Regions from separate parts of the Homo sapiens genome. Here region 2 is linked to region 1. Evidence: chromatin loops called from intact Hi-C (ENCODE). Cell type or tissue: dorsolateral prefrontal cortex. All regions are shown on one strand.

Region 1 (8,000 bases):
ATAAATTATGTCACATAAGCTGTAATTCATAGATATTTATCATCATTTTATTATTTTTTTTTTTGAGATGCAATCTTGCCCTGTCGCCCAGGCTGGAGTGCGGTGGTGCTATCTCGGCCCACTGCAACCTCTGTCTCCCGAGTTCAAACAATTTTCCTGCTTCAGCCTCCTGAGTGTGCACCACCATGCCCAGCTAATTTTTGTATTTTTAGTAGAGCTAGGGTGTTGCCATGTCACCCAGGCTGGTCTCAAACCCCTGAGCTCAGATTGATTCCCTCACCTTGGCCTCCCAAAGTGCAGGGATTACAGGCATGAGCCACCACACCTGGCCTATTGTCATCATTTTAACTCGTAGCTATTATCACTATTAGTCCTGATTATTATGTGTGCCAAATATAATACATAACAATACTGAGAAAATACTTTAAGGGTATAATATCTAATTGTAGACACTATAGCTTTTTGATTATCTATTGTATTTGTTTTCATTGATGTCTAAATTTGCACTGTATTTTGTTGTTGTTCTTGGTGACATCTCACTGACTCATTGACTCTTCCTTTCTCCTAAAATGTCCCAGTATTTTTCCATGCAAATGCTGCTGACTCACATCTTCCTATCCTGTAGCTGCTAGATTTGGATCCAATTTTAGGTCTTAGGATTTAATCCTATTCCTATTAAACTTAGCTTTGTTTAACTTCAGTTGGTCATTTAATTCTTTCAGGATCTTTTTGGATACTGGACCCTGTTAACCTAATCATTCCTCCCTGCTTAGAATAGAATCAACATTTTTTTCTTAAATTAGGCGTTCTTTGCAATCTGATTTTTATTTACCTGATTATGAATGTGATGCATACTCCCTATGGAAATTATCGGTCACTTGTTGGAGTTCTATTGGAGACACAATATTTAGGCAGTTCGCATTGATATGGACATTGCAGTTGGTAAATCGCTGTTGCTCCCTGCCCCTTGAGACTTCCCTCTTCCTTGACCCCCTTATGCCCCCACTTGACGTCACATAAACCTCCGCATGGTCCAGCTTATGGAAGTTTAATGCTGCACATAGCAGAGGCCCTGTAAAGCCCTTCTCCAGTGCTGTGGCCAGTACCCATTCTCTACTAGTTGTTAATATTTTGAATATCACCCCTGGGTATAACATTATATGAGTAAAATACAGTGTCTGTGGGGCTCTAACACCATGTTTCATGTTTTCCTTTGATAATCTAGCAAAAAATAAGAAATAGCAGTAATTTTTATTTACTTATATGCATACATAAAATAGTTGAAACTTCGTAATGCCTCTGGAGAATGGAATAGCTTGTATGCTTGTATATGTTAGTCAGGAAATGATTTTGATAACCCTTTTAATGGGCTTGGTTAAGCCTAGCTAAGTGAGACACTTAGTGGCCTTCCAAAGATATCCACATCCTTATCCTCAGCACCTGTGGATGTGCTAACTTACATGACAAAAGCAACTTACAGATATGATTGAATTAAGAACCTTAAAATTGAATATTATCCTGGATTATCTGGTTGGACCCAGTGCATTCACAAAGATCCTTATAAGGGAAAGAAGGAGGCTGGAGAGTCAGGGTCAAAGGAGGAGATGGGACAAGGGAAGTCGTGGTTGGAATGATGTAATCAATTTCTGGCTTTTAAGATGGAAAAATGGGCCCTGAGTGAAGGGATGCATGTGGCCTCTATAAGCCGGAAAAGGCAAGGAACTAGATTCTCCCCTAGAGCCTCCGGAAGGAATACAGTCCTGCTGATGCCTTGATTTTAGACCACTGAAACCCATTTTGGACTTATGACCTCCAGAATAGAAATATAATAAATTTGTGTTTGTTTATCACTAAGTGGATGGTAATTCATTACAGTAACAATAGGAAACTAACACAGATCAATATCCATTTTGGGGATTGTAATTTAGCCCCTTTGCTAATAATTAAAATTATCTAGCTTTCATTCTTTTAACAATAACTACAACTAACAGGATAGAAAAAAAAAACAAAAGACAATTTGACCAGCCTTCATTCCTTCATCACTGCTGAGACAGGAAGGTTTAGGACTTTGTGTAGTAGGTTGTTCTTTCTCCCAAGCCTACTCAAAATATTTTACTGCTAGTCTGCCATCACTTTTTTCCTTTTCATCCTCGAATTCATTTAGTTTCTAATTAGTAAAGTATGTATATTAGTCATCAGGGACAAAATAAGACCATGTTAGATTAAAAATGGAAGTCCAGTTTTCAGAATGACATTTTGACAAAAACTGAAGCCTATTCTTGGAGCCTCTCATTGAGATATGATTTGGACATATGGTCCACTTTGTCATAACAGCAGCTTTTGTTCTTAACATGAATTATACTAGAAGCTGGCTTAGCATGGGTTTAACCATCTACTGCGGACCAGTTGATGCAAAACAATTACTAAGGCTGAAGTTCAGGAAATAAGATTGGATTTACAAATTAAATGATTTGATTCAATAAATGTGTACAATGGCTGGGCATGGTGACGCACATCTGTAGTCCCGGATACTTGGGAGGCTGAGGCTGGATGATCCCTGGAGCCCAGGCATTCAAATCTAGCCTGGGTAACATAATGAGACCCTGTCTCTAAAAACAAAACAAAAAAAAGGTTACGATGATGACCTCTCAGGAGACTTAAAATATTCAATTAACTGTCTGTCATCCCAGAGTTGAATTCTGAATGTAGAAAAATTACAAAGATTAATTTGGCATTATTGTAATTGTCTGTTTTTGAAGTTGCTATTTAAAGACTGTAAAGGCTTTTGGTCGATAGAAAAGTCAATAAATGCAGACTGCTCCATGGTGAAATCTCTTCCATTCCGACAGCTTTCCAGTATGTTGCACTAATTTTGCATCATTTAAACCTTTTAAATATCAGTAGCTGCCAAAGAAATGGACCAAGGGGAATTGACTAAAACAAAGTTGTGCTGCTTTATTGTGTATTATTCTTTTAGGATTATCTATTTTATTATTTTAAATCAGTAAATTATACATGGGGGCAAATGGCTTCCCTAGTACAGGGATCTCATGTTTGGAGATTATAGAGTAACAGAAGCAGCACTAGAACAGTAGTTCGAAGATGCAATTTTTTCATAATTTTGCTACTTGCTGTGAAATCTTGGTTGAAAATCTTTATTTACATCACAAAAAGATGGGAGAAAGCATTTGTGAGAACACATAATGTATATAAAAAATACTTGGAAATCTAGAAAGTTCTTCACATACATTAAGTAATGGTAGTTGTCCTACAAACTTCCCTATCCTTCTTCTCCCCTCCCTTAGCCATTTTTGGGGTCCAGATGGGATCACAAGATAAGGCAGGCTGGTGCAACCAGTGCTCACTTATTGTGGGGACAGCATCAGTGTCATGTCATCAACACCCTGTGACAACTGTGGCTTTGTTATTCTGATGTTGAATTACTCTCCTATCATTTCCCTCCCTCAAAATGACTAATGCACCATAATCAATGTAAAAACAGTGTTAGTCCCAGAATAGTTGTTTGTGAGCATAATGAAGATAATGAAACTCTTGTTTTGCTTGAAAGTTAGGCTTTTAGTTGAGTGCACTCCCTACCATGATGATCGTTTTCAGCATGTGGAGCCCATTAAGCAGTGTTGGAGCTGGATTCACAGTTTAATGTGCTAACACTGCATCTGTTTCTACCCTGATGATAACCCCTGGATCAGTTTATAACTTATGTAGAAGTTCAAGATGTGGTGTAGTTAATTTCTAAAACAACTGTTGATCTTTATATGTGTGAACCCCCTGGTCTTTTACATTCCAGATGAATCCATTGCCATTTGAATATGTTTATACCTGTATGTGCTTTCAGAGTGGGAAGTAAAAACACATGTCCCCTCTAGGGGCTTTATTTTCACTTAAATTCTTCTGCAGGGTGACAGTGATGAGCTTATTAATATTTTTTCTTGTTTTTTTTTTTTTTTGAGATGAGTAGGACGATGGCTTTATGGTGTACTTTTGTAACCTTTATTAAATCTTCATCTAAAATGAATTGCTGATGGATGATTTCCTTCCTGCTTTGTCAAAACACATGCATATTCTCAGTCCAAGCCATTTATGATGCCATAAGTAAGTTATTGATTCCTCTTGGGAGCTGTGAAATGCCTGGGCATTAAAAATTAAAGAAAGGTGATTCTGTTACTGAGGCTGCATGCCTTATCTCTGTGGCTAGCTAAAAGCAGAGTGCCAGTTCACTGGAGCTTTGAAAAATGACTTTTCCCAATGACCTGCTGCCTTTTAAAGACAGCAGAGTTTGGAGTTCCTTTTTAAAGTGGTAAATGCGCTTAGAGAGTTGTACTACAGTTTTATTCCCATTAGAAAGATTGAACTTCTCCCCAGGATGCCCTCAGAGGGGAAACCATTAGAAGACAGGACCACTATAACATTTGGTCATCCTATTCTGTTATTCTCCCCAAGGCAACTTTTAATGTTTTTCAATGTGAGAATCTATCTATTCTGAGTAGAGTGACCATAGTAAAGTGCATGACATTCCCTTTTTTCCACAGGTGATCAGATTTCTGATCCTAGACTCTTCTAGGTTGTATTTTAGGCCATCATAAATTATAGCCAATTTACTCCCCACCTGTGTAGGGCTGACTTATATGAAGGGTGTAAAGAGGGCACTTTCAAGTATTATGTTGACCTTTATTTTTATTAACAAAGATACAAGAGGTTTCACATTGTCCTGTTGTTTAGAAGTGGCCATCTTTAAAAACATAATAAAGTGTGTAATTGGAAATGCCTGGCTAGTTCTTTTCCTAATTTGTGCAAGAAAAAATAGGCAGAAGACATTATGGTTGTTTTATTAGAATCGATTATCTTTAGTCAAGAAGATGTACCCAAGGTCAGCTTCTTTGGTAGTGTGCAACTGTCATCCTTCTGATGAGTCTGCTTCCCAAAATATCTTAATTAGGCTGTGAACAGTGATATAAGTCCTGTAACTTCTTTTTATTTTATGCTTTTTGATCACCTCACTTAACCTTGCTGTCATCCATCTTTCCAGCTGAGTTTGGCTGCTGTGAACATCATTCTTGTGCTCTTAGATTGGCTATTGGGCTTAATTTATGATTAATGCAAGCAAAATTTCACATGGGTGCAGCGTGGGAGAGAGGAGCAAAGTCCTAGAGAATATGCAAAGAGGAAAGATAAATGATACCAGTAACTGCATGCTATATATAGGGGTATTGACCAACATTTCAGGAAAAAGTGCTCGCCTACAGCATCCAGGAAGGCGAGGCAGGTGAATCACTGTAACTGAAGCAGTCATTTGTGAAGCCCCTACTGTGCGTCATGCACTGTGCTTTGGAGTTAACCTAGTTACCTTATTTACTGTTCACCATAAACAACATTTTTTAGATGAAAACTTGAATCCTAACAGCTAGTAAGTCCAAGAGGAATGATTTCAATCAAAATTTGGCAAACTCTAAAGTGTGTGTGTATGTGTGTTTAACACAGTGTGGATTTGGGGAGTTGCTTCAGATAAGAGATGAATGTAGACTTTTGTTTTCTTCACATATTGGAGTAAAAAGTTAGATTGGTTGTTCTTAGATTTCTCTGAATACCATCTTCCATTCTTATGTTTAAATTTTACTTGTTCATTTTATGCCTTGTGAATTTATTTAATTAGCACGGTTACTTGTACATAGAAAAAATATTATTTTATTGGCAGTGGCCAGGGTGACAGAAATTATGTTTATTGTGATGGTCACGATTGAATAAAAATGATCTCATGGTCCTGGTTTTGGGATTTCTAGTCTTTGCAGAGGTTATCTGATGTAGTAGTCATAGACATGGAGAGCTAAAAAGGCACTGCGCGTATACACCTGTTCCAAGTATATGAATTTGGGGTCAGCAAAAGGCTAAACTATACCATCACTTGAGATTTTACTTTTGTTTTGTTCCGGTTTGTTTTGTTTTTCTTTGAGGTGGAGTCTTGCTCTGTAGCCCAGGCTGGAGTACAGTGGCGTGATCTTGGCTCACTTCAGCCTCCACATTCCAGGTTCAAGCAATTCTCCTGCCTTATCCTCCTGAGTAGCCGGGATTACAGGTGCCTGCCACCATGCCTGACTAATTTTTGTATTTTTAGTAGAGACGGGATTTCACTATGTTGGCCAGGCTGGTCTCAAACACCTGACCTCAGGTGATCCACCCACCTCAGCCTCCCAAAATGCTAGGATTACAGGTATGAGCCACTACACCTGGCCAAGATTTTACTGTTCTTAAAGGGACATGTTAGTGCTTCATAATTTATCTGTTCATAACTGAGATCTGAAAAAGCTGATAGTTTTCACATAACATTTATCATATATGTGTATATATCAAGTGCCTGCTATGTGATTTATTTAAAGGGCTACAGAATAAAACGTGTTAGAGCTCCCTGAAATCTAATTTATTTCTTGATTATTAAAGTTTGGTCAAGAAATGATATAAAGATTAGAAAGTACTACAGTATATATTAGGATGTCAGTAAATTTTAATGCTAGAGTTAATATCTCTCTTTCTCCCCTCATTCTTGGATGAAATATCTCTTGCCTTCCATGACAAATTAGAGTTGCTGGTGGTTTGCAGACCAAATGTTTGGGTACTTTGTGTAAGCTCATCTGTGTTATTTTTAAATTAGAGTGTTTTCCTCCTTGCCTATCTGTTTTTCATCAGCGCTCGCATATCCGTGTGTCCGAAAAAACTCTGATTTAGCTGTGAGGCTGATTTTAATGTAGGGATGTCTGTGTACCCTGTCATCACTGGCAGCCCTGGTGAAACTTCCCATGTTTCGCATGTGTGTTGCTACAATATGTTCAAAGTCTGATCTTTCTCAGATGTATGTGTGTGTGTATAACTATTTTATAGCTGAAAAGGGATGCAGGCAGCAAAGTCTCTGCCAGAATATGTTTTCTATTTAAATTTTGTAATATGAAATTATAGGTTAGCGTTTGGCTCTCATAAAGCTGCCTTTTCCACCCGTCACTGCAAGACAAGTAACACCTTCTTTTGACTCAAGTTTTCCAAGATTCCTTAGTGTTAAAAGAAGACTTTCTTTTTGAAATGCAGAAATTAAAAGAATATGGTACAAAAGTGTTTTTTATAGCTTTATTGAGTCTTGAGGGCAGATATATGGATTCCAGACAAAATGCAATAATAGACTGGGATTTTACTTTCAAATCGTCTTGCAAACACTTCTCACTGGAGATTTATTGTACATGTGGAGGAACACAGGCTGCTTTGAAGGTTAAATGGAGTAGTTTGGAGAACGGTGTTCAAGTCCTTTCTGCCTCTTATTAAGTGTATGCACTTCTTTAATTAACTTAACCCCTCCAACTTCAGTTTTCTAGTTTGTAGCATTATTGAAGATAAATTGAGATAATATGTGTGCTTTGTAAACTTTGTCAATCTCAATGTAAATATGATGTGACACTAGTGTTTTATTGTGTCTGTTTAGTTAGCATTAGTGCCTTGTTGTTGTATTGGCCCCATTGAGTGATTCAAATTTTTTTTTCCTCTGGTAGAGAATCTAGACAAATTCTGTCAGAACTGAGAATAAGATACCTCTTAAAACCCTATTTACAATCACAAAGCAGTTCAACGAGTCATCAAAAACAGCAGCAGACATAGTATATATTGTAGAAATATGGCTTGTACGTGAAATGTAGTTTTCCTGAAACTGAAAGATAAACAGTATATAGCATATGTAATAATATGGTACTGTCTCTATGGTATAGTAGGGCTTATTATTTTTCTAGGGCTGCCGTAACAGACCACCACAGACTGGGTAGCATAAACAATGGAATCTTATGTTCTCACAGTTCTAGACTTTAGAAATCAAGATCATGGTGTCAGCAGGTTTGGTTTCTCCTGTGGCCTCACTCCTTGGCTTGCAGATGGCCACATTCTTGCTGTGTCCTAGCATGGTCTTTCTTTTCTCATGTGCATTTCTGATGTCTCTGTGTGTGTCCAAATTT
Region 2 (8,000 bases), 58 kb before region 1:
ATATTCATAGATTTTATTTACAGTGAAATCTGTGAAACCCCCATGGAGTTGAACATGAAGTCTCTGGTCACACCCTTGAATTTGCTATGTTAGTTGTAGTATGTTATAGCTAGGATGACTTTATCATTTATTGTCCAAGCCAGAACACTTTTTAGAGTGAAAGGGGGCAGATTTTATAACCATAGTAGAATAGTGGGCATGAACTTGGACTCTTTTGGGAATATAGACATTTATAGTTCTTCTACTTATTGCAATCAATATAGAACTGGTTGGTTATTAAGATAGGTTAAATATGCTTTTCTCTTTAAAACATTTCTATTGGTATAGCAAGGGAGTAGAACAAATAGAATCAAAATGAAATATGCTAATAATGATTCTCTCTTTCCATATTGTTTAATTTCTGAAAGAAATCTTTAGAGGATACATTTCTTTTTCAGGGTATTTTTTGGCCACCTTTACAGAGGATTCAAAATGTTCCACTCTTTTATGTGTTCAAATCTAAGTTTCTCTAGCTGCTAAACTGTTAAACTTATATTGAATTCTAGTGTGGTTTTCCCAATAAAATGTTCTGGAGAGTATTAAATGTCTTTTAAAAATTCTTTAAATTTGAGGTTGCCTTGCTCACAAACTGCCAGTAGCAAACGTTTATATACCATCTCATTCCAAATGCCTATTCTTGGCTTTGCATCTCTCTTTATACTAGCTCCATTTCCCATTCCTCAGCTGAAATTTTTGCTCTTGCACATTCATCTCTTCAGTGGCTCCTAAATTGTTGATGTTCATGCTTTGTTTCCATTGGTTTTCACCACGATTTGCCATTTTCTCTCTTTCTGCCTGCCCAGATGCTTCCCTTTCTTCCAAGGCCCCTGTCCTCTGCCTGCTCTCTTTGTGGGGGCTGTACCTCATAATCTAGTGACTCAATTTTATTTTCAGTAATTTGGGTATATTATGAAACATTTTTTCACCCAGATACAAGGATTAAATTTGGTCATATATAAAGATTACTCTTCGCATTGTAAAATACTATGTAAATATTCTTCAGTATTACTCTAGTCTTTTATTTTTGCTCAGATTTTATTAGGGTCTGCTAATTATTTTATGTACAATAGTCTCTCACCTCTCCAACAATATCATATATAGCTTAAGGGCAGAGAGCATATCTAAAGTTTCATTATTCCCCAATCATGACTAGAGATGTGATGAACACAGAGAAGCAAATAATTTATTATTTTTTTAAATATTGAACATTTTACATCTGTCCCCCATCTTCCCTGTTCTTCAATTTCATCCTTCTGACAAAGTTTGAAATAAGATTTGCTAAGTATTAAACTGGAAGGTTCTTTTTATTATGGTTGTCAGTCAATTAAGAATTCTCATGGCTGGGCCCAGTGGCTCATGCCTGTAATCCCAGCACTTTGGGAGGCCAAGGCGAGCAGATCACAAGGTCAGTAGATCAGGACCATCCTGGCTAACACAGTGAAACCCCAGCTCTACTAAAAATGCAAAAAATCGGCCGGGCGCAGTGGCTAACGCCTGTAATCCCAGCACTTTGGGAGGCCGAGGCGGGCGGATCACCAGGTCAGGAGATCGAGACCATCCCGGCTAAAACGGTGAAACCCCGTCTCTACTAAAAATACAAAAAATTAGCCGGGCGTAGTGGCGGGCGCCTGTAGTCCCAGCTACTTGGGAGGCTGAGGCAGGAGAATGGCGTGAACCCGGGAGGCGGAGCTTGCAGTGAGCCGAGATCCCGCCACTGCACTCCAGCCTAGGCGACAGAGCGAGACTCCGTCTCAAAAAAAAAAAAAAAAAAAAAAAAAAAAAATGCAAAAAATCAGTTGGATGTGGTGGCATGCACCTGTAGTCCCAGCTACTTGGGAGGCTGAGGCAGGAAAATTGCTTGAACCCAGGAGGTGGAGGTTGCAGTGAGCCAGGATTGCACCACTGCACTCCAACCTGGGCGACAGAGCGAGACTCCATATCAAAAAAAAAAAAAAAAAAAATCTCACACAGCCTGAAATTTAAAGGCTGAGTAGCTCTCTGGGCAAACAATAGTGGCAGAGGAGGGCATTCCAGACAGAGCATAATATATGCAAAGGCAAGGAATCCCAACATCACGGCAGGGTAGAAAGTGTAAGGAAGTCTGAAATGGTTGAGCGTGTGCTAGGTGATGATATCTGATGGTGGGGGCAGAAGTGGGAAAAGTTGGTGAGGGCAGAGGCTGATGGGCTTGCCGATGGAGAGAACTGAAGGATTTAGGCAGGGGATGTCAGGATATATTAAATAAATCATTCTGATGTCACTCAGATAGCAAATAAGAATGTTTCATGCGATAAGCCTTTCAGGTATAACTCACATTTATTATAACTAGAAACTTGATATTTGGGGCACAGCTGTACATTGTAAAACCTACCAAGATAAACTTATGATTAATATCTCTGTTATTCTATGATCAACAAGTATAGATTAAACTGTAACCAAGAATAGTGAAGATGTGATAATAGATGGCATCTTTTCACAATTTAACTTAGTGTAGCTGTTAAACAAAATAACTATAGTTCTAGGCTGGGTGTGGTGGCACATGCCTGTGATCCCAGCACTTTGGGAGGCCGAGACAGGTGGATCACCTGAGGTCAGGAGTTCAAGACCAGTCTAACCAATATGGTGAAACCCTGTCTCTACTAAAAACTACAAAAATTAGCCGGGTGTGGTGGCATGCTCCTGTAGTCCCAGCTACTCGGGAGGCTGAGACAGGAGAATTGCTTGAACCAAGAGGCGGAGGATGCAGTGAGTCAAGATCATGCCACTGCACTCCAGCCTGGGCAACAGAGCGAGACTCCGTCTCAAAAAAAAAATAGCCATAGTTCTCATGATGTTACATGCCAGAGTTACGGCATTAAGTGAGACTCATCCATTCGACTGCTACTTCAAGAGTAGGGGCTGTCCCTTAAAAGATGGGTATTTTTTAGGTATTTTTTGTACCATTTACTTGTAAATATTTAATTACAGGAAAGATTATAGTTTTACTAATTATCTGTTCTCAGTCTTTTCTATTTGCCTTTTAGCACGTCCACGCCAGTTGTATAATTCAGTTGTTAATGCATTGAACAAAGCACAGTATAAGATTTTTGCTAATATTTAATGCAAACTTGCATGCCTGCTGTGGATAATCTTACAGTGAATGAAAATACCTGGCTCATTTTCCTTATGAAATGAGGTTAACTGACCATTCTGATATCTAAGAAAAATAGCTTTCTCCAGCTTCAAATAGAAATAGCATACTTTATTTTTTTCCCTTTTGCAAGAAACAGAGAATAGATAACTTTCTGATAACTTCCCTAAAATATCAGACCCATTGCTTCATTTTCACAACAGTAAACAGTTTTTTTTTTTGTTGAGTGTTTATGTTATGCAGACCTGATTAAACACATGATATAAAATGTATCATACCGATACCTTGTGATGTGAATATATTAAAAGCGTAAGTAATATCATACAAGAGAAGTTCACAAAGTTAGTTTGCATGCTTCTTTGCTTCTTATGTCAAATGAAAAGAAAGATTAGGAAATGTGCTTTAAAAAGTCTCTTCATAAGCAACAACAAAAAAATGTTTGCGTCATGAGAAATTTGAACTAACACTTCGTTTGGTGGTAAAAATGTGTTTGTATTCTCAGAGGCAAATCTTAAAGAAGGCACGTGACACAAAATGTCAATTGTGTATTTAAATAAAATTTCTCAACATGTAAGAAGTTTTGTTTTTTTTTTTAATTTGGCTTAATGAGCTTTCTGGTTGCAAATATTTTTTGTTTTCTAGTTGCAGTGTGGTGTGGAAGAGGTTTTTTAATAGGGTTATGTCTCATGTTTTTGTTACAAAGACAACTTTTTATTTTAGAAAGCAGGGCTGGAATAATGAATGTTAGCTTTTATTTTGAGTTTTCTAAACTACAGTTTCTTTTTGAGTTATCTTGGAAAAATGTTGCTTTTGCAGTTTTAGATATTTTTTTACCTTAAATGCATTGCTGGTATAATAAAATCTCTTCCCATTCAGAGTAGCTGAAACTTTTCCCAAGATGGATTTGAGCAAAAGCAGGATTAAAAACAAGACAACAAACAAAATAGGACACGAGAGTATCGTTGATGAGTAGATCAAAATTAATAGGGTTCAAAATGCTGAAAATATATCTCTCAAACTTTTCAAAATCAAATTTCTGCAATTATCTTGCAGTAATTTGAAGAAGAAAGAATTTTTATTGCTAGGAGAATGGAAAAACCAACAGTCCTGTAGTACATTTTAAGAAAAGGGTTCTTTGTCACGTTTGAATAGAGTATGTGTGTGGAGTTTGCTCTTTTTTTTTTTTTTTTTTTTTAGCAGAAAAAAAATCTACAAGTTGGCAGTTGGTTGTACAGATTTCCTCTTTGTGGTGGAAATACTGGGATGTTGTGGGAGAAAACCGCTGTCCATCTTAACACAGATGCTAATTGTATTCTGTAATTCTTCTTGGTTGCCATTGCGATGTTCTTAGCTGCCTTTTATTTGTTGTTTCTCCAGGACAGAAGTGATTACTAATTACGTATCATGCTACACAGAAGAAGTAGGCCATTTGGTTTTCTTTTCTTTTTCTTTCTTTCCTCTGTTGTTATTATTATTGTTTTTTTTTTTTTTTTGGAGAGGAAAGTGAAAGGCGGCTTAGAGGTTTTAATGCTGCTGCTCATCTCTACATGCCTAGGCTGCTTCTCTAATTTGCATGGGTACCTTGGGCATTGTCCTGAGGGGCTGGGGTAGTTTGACCTCCTCTTTAGTTTAGTGACCCTTGTCATCTTGCTGTTCATTCCTGGGGCCTGTTTAATGCTAATTAGGCCTTCAACCAGTTGCTGTTTACAACTGTGTGCTTTAGAAAGCAGGGCCTTCCCCAAAGACCACATTGGTGGTCCTAAGCTAAACTGGTAGAATTGAAGACCTCCCCCATCCGCAGAGAAAAGCCTCTTCACACTTCTATTTATTTAGAAATATGTAACAGTCACACCATTAACATAAATAAATAAACAATGAAGGATTGAATATTTGACTCTGATGCTTCCTAATGATGGCTGGATGCTTCTTAGGAAAACTTAACTTTGAGGTCCTAAAAAAACAGATCATCTCAGCCTCTCCTCCCACTGTGAACACTGGGTAAAGATAGGGCAAGAGTGTTTAAAAAGAGGACAGTTAAATGGTCCCAGGTTAAGAAATATTTATATTATGTTTATCTACTGTTTGATTAAACTGATTGAACAAAACGAAAAAATTCAGTGGACTCTTATGTATGATATGTATCGGATGGTACTAAATATAGGTCTCAGAATTGATTACAGGCTTTATTCAGTAGACATTTTATCTTCATTTCAGCTGAGAGCTTTGCTAGCCTTCCTAGTGTTTGGATAAAGGAAGGAACAGGAACTCTAAACAGAGCTCTTTGGCCAATACTGTCTCTAATACTCCTCCTGCCTAATTTTATGAAGTTATTAACTGATGTTTGTACAAGTCAAAGATCTCACTCATGATCACTTTGGAGAGCTGATTACAAAGGCACATTTTGAAACAGAACTTCTGAGATCAGCGTTTGGATAGTCATTGAACCACACTATCTCCAAGAAGAGGATAATGAAAATAAATCTCTGTCCTATGGACATTGATATTTTCTACCTTTTCTAGACTAAGTACAATGTGGATGGCTATTTGTGGCGTTATGATTCAAGGCTTGTGTGATGCACAGTGCCTTTGAGTTACTTCTAAGTAGCCTCTTTATTCCTAATTTTGATAATGTGACATTTATTGCAATGAAATTAACAAAAATTATTGAATGTTCCTTTTTGCACAGAGACAAGATATGGAGTTTATAGAGGGAAATGCCTTCATTTAGTCTTTCATGGGTATAATAAATATAATGTTGACAAGCTACTTTGCTTGATAAACTTGTTTATATAGTTTCTTTCACAATGAAAACAGGGTACATTAGAATTTTTGATTAGAAATGCTTCAATTAAGGGCAAATGAACTTGGATGCTAAATGAGTTTGAATAATTTCCTGGACTTTGAGGGAAATTAATAGGTATTTAAAAAAGCAAGTAGGGCTGGCCATTTAAATAGAAGTCCTTAGAACAATTCATAGTATTAGAAGATAAACCTATTTTTGTGTAGGTGCTGGGTAGGTTTAAATAATTTTTTTGTAGCTGTTTTAACAAGAAGGTATATGCCTCTGTGTGTGTGTGTGTGTGTGTGTGTGTGTGTCTGAGAGAGAGGGGTGGGGGTGGCAGACAGCGTGCTTCTAAGCCTTCCTGAAGATCCTCCCTTGCCTCTTGTCTCCTTCTCATATAAAAAGGGGTTGGCTGGAGGCAAACCTTCCCTTTTGTTGCCATTGATCTGACACTAGGATATTTTGTAGTCCAGTGAGTAGAAATGTGTCCCAGCTGTAAGATTCTGATTGTGGATTTTTCTTCAGTAGGTTACTGATCTTTCTTTATGCCTAAATTCACATTCTTCTAAGTGGAGGATTTACATTTATGATTTCATCTGGGTTTAAAATCTGGCCGGAAGCATGGTTATGTGTTTAATGCAAATCCGGGGGAAGAGTGCTTCCTACTAAGTTGTCATTTCATGAAGAATTTAGCTTACTTATTTTCTCCACCATTTGAAGGATCCTCAAGGGGGTGATTTTTTTCTCAAGGGTACAAGCTTCTGCAGTAAATGAAGTGAAGGAATGGAGGAGCAACTGGGAAGGGTGGGGAGGAGGAGGATCAAAGCAGCAATCAACCTCAAATGGTTCTCTCCTAGTCTTGGTTTGCTCAATTGTTGAAATATGGGATTGCACCTCTCTCTGCCTGCTATGTCCAAGATTGTGATACATGAGAATGTTTATAACAATATTCTACAAGTTGTAGAATGGAGTACATGGATGATGAGAATTCTGATTATAGCTATATTTTCCATTAATTATTAGCAGACATGAATATGTAGAGTGGGCCTGCTGTAAACTGGAGTGGTTCTTTTTTTTAACCAGTTCACATCATCATTCCAAAACACATGTATACTACATATATATTTAAAAATATACACAAATAATACTTGAATAGTATATTTTGAATATTGTAAGTCTAAAATAAATGGAAACCCGAATAATGTGACAGAAATAGAAGTTCCAGATATTTTTCCCATACCCCAGTTAATTATTTTGTGCAACTCTTTCCTTTTTTGGCATGTGGAAGCCACTTTGAAAGGCATTGGCTAGGGGACTATATCTTAGAGAAGGTGTGTTGGGAGAACCTGCATATTAAGTGGAAAGGATACATGAAATTGACATGGTATATTATGGTTAAGTATATCTCCTACATGGAGTTGGGTATTAGGTCTCATGTAATTACTATGATCGCACGGCCTGATACATCGGTGTTTCCTCCTACCTTGTAGAAAATAGAGGGGTACAATTTGATACTGGGGACTGGTTTCCTGCTTTACTGCCAGTGGGAAAGCTGAAGTTGTGAACATTAAAAGGAAGCAAGACTTCTAGCTTTCCTCTTTCTCATTCACCTTAAAGCCACCTCTATTTGTAGGCGAAGGGTAACTTCCTTTTAACTTCCGTCTTGAAGTCTGAAAGTGGTTAGGAAATGTGGGGTTGGTATGTTGTCAGAGCAATTCCATGCTTCATTTTTGTATTTGGAGGTTTTAATTTTTCCAGCGTATTTTCAGCTGGAGTTAACAGCATATTAATTTTTTGGTGGAGAACACTGGCTTTATTACAGAATTCTGCCCTGCAGCTTTCTGAGTTTCACTGATTTCCTTGCGTGTGTGTCTTTTTTTTGTTTGTTTTGTTTTTGTTTGTTTGGTTTTGGTTCCAAAGGCTTTAGAATTTTCAGAAAATAGCTTAGTTTACAATTTCTGTGTCTTTTTGTTCAGTTTCCAATTGGGAATAATAAGAGTGAACAACTGAAGGCTATTACCTGGCATAGAAGGGAAGAGACTTTTCTTA

Evidence for each region. Peaks named below come from ENCODE experiments on the same cell type or tissue, not always from the same donor. Only the 100,000 strongest peaks of a DNase experiment are listed, where the experiment ranks them.
Region 2: a loop joins it to region 1, with 3 times the contacts of the local background. A loop is called at or near these places in 2 of 110 quality-filtered maps.

Annotation. Positions count from the first base shown.
Region 1 is chr12:82,834,832-82,842,831 of GRCh38, forward strand. The region is part of intron 1 of TMTC2 (transmembrane O-mannosyltransferase targeting cadherins 2); the gene reads left to right. Among named protein-coding and RNA genes, the nearest start is that of TMTC2, 150 kb to the left of the region's middle. In dorsolateral prefrontal cortex, a CTCF peak has its summit at 3,611; a DNase peak (open chromatin) is centred at 3,370; H3K4me3 peaks cover 585 bases; H3K27ac peaks cover 8,000 bases.
Region 2 is chr12:82,777,057-82,785,056 of GRCh38, forward strand. All of the region lies in intron 1 of TMTC2 (transmembrane O-mannosyltransferase targeting cadherins 2), which reads left to right. Among named protein-coding and RNA genes, the nearest start is that of TMTC2, 94 kb to the left of the region's middle. In dorsolateral prefrontal cortex, CTCF peaks have their summits at 4,475 and 4,674; no DNase peak of the experiment used is centred here; H3K4me3 peaks cover 1,389 bases; H3K27ac peaks cover 7,242 bases.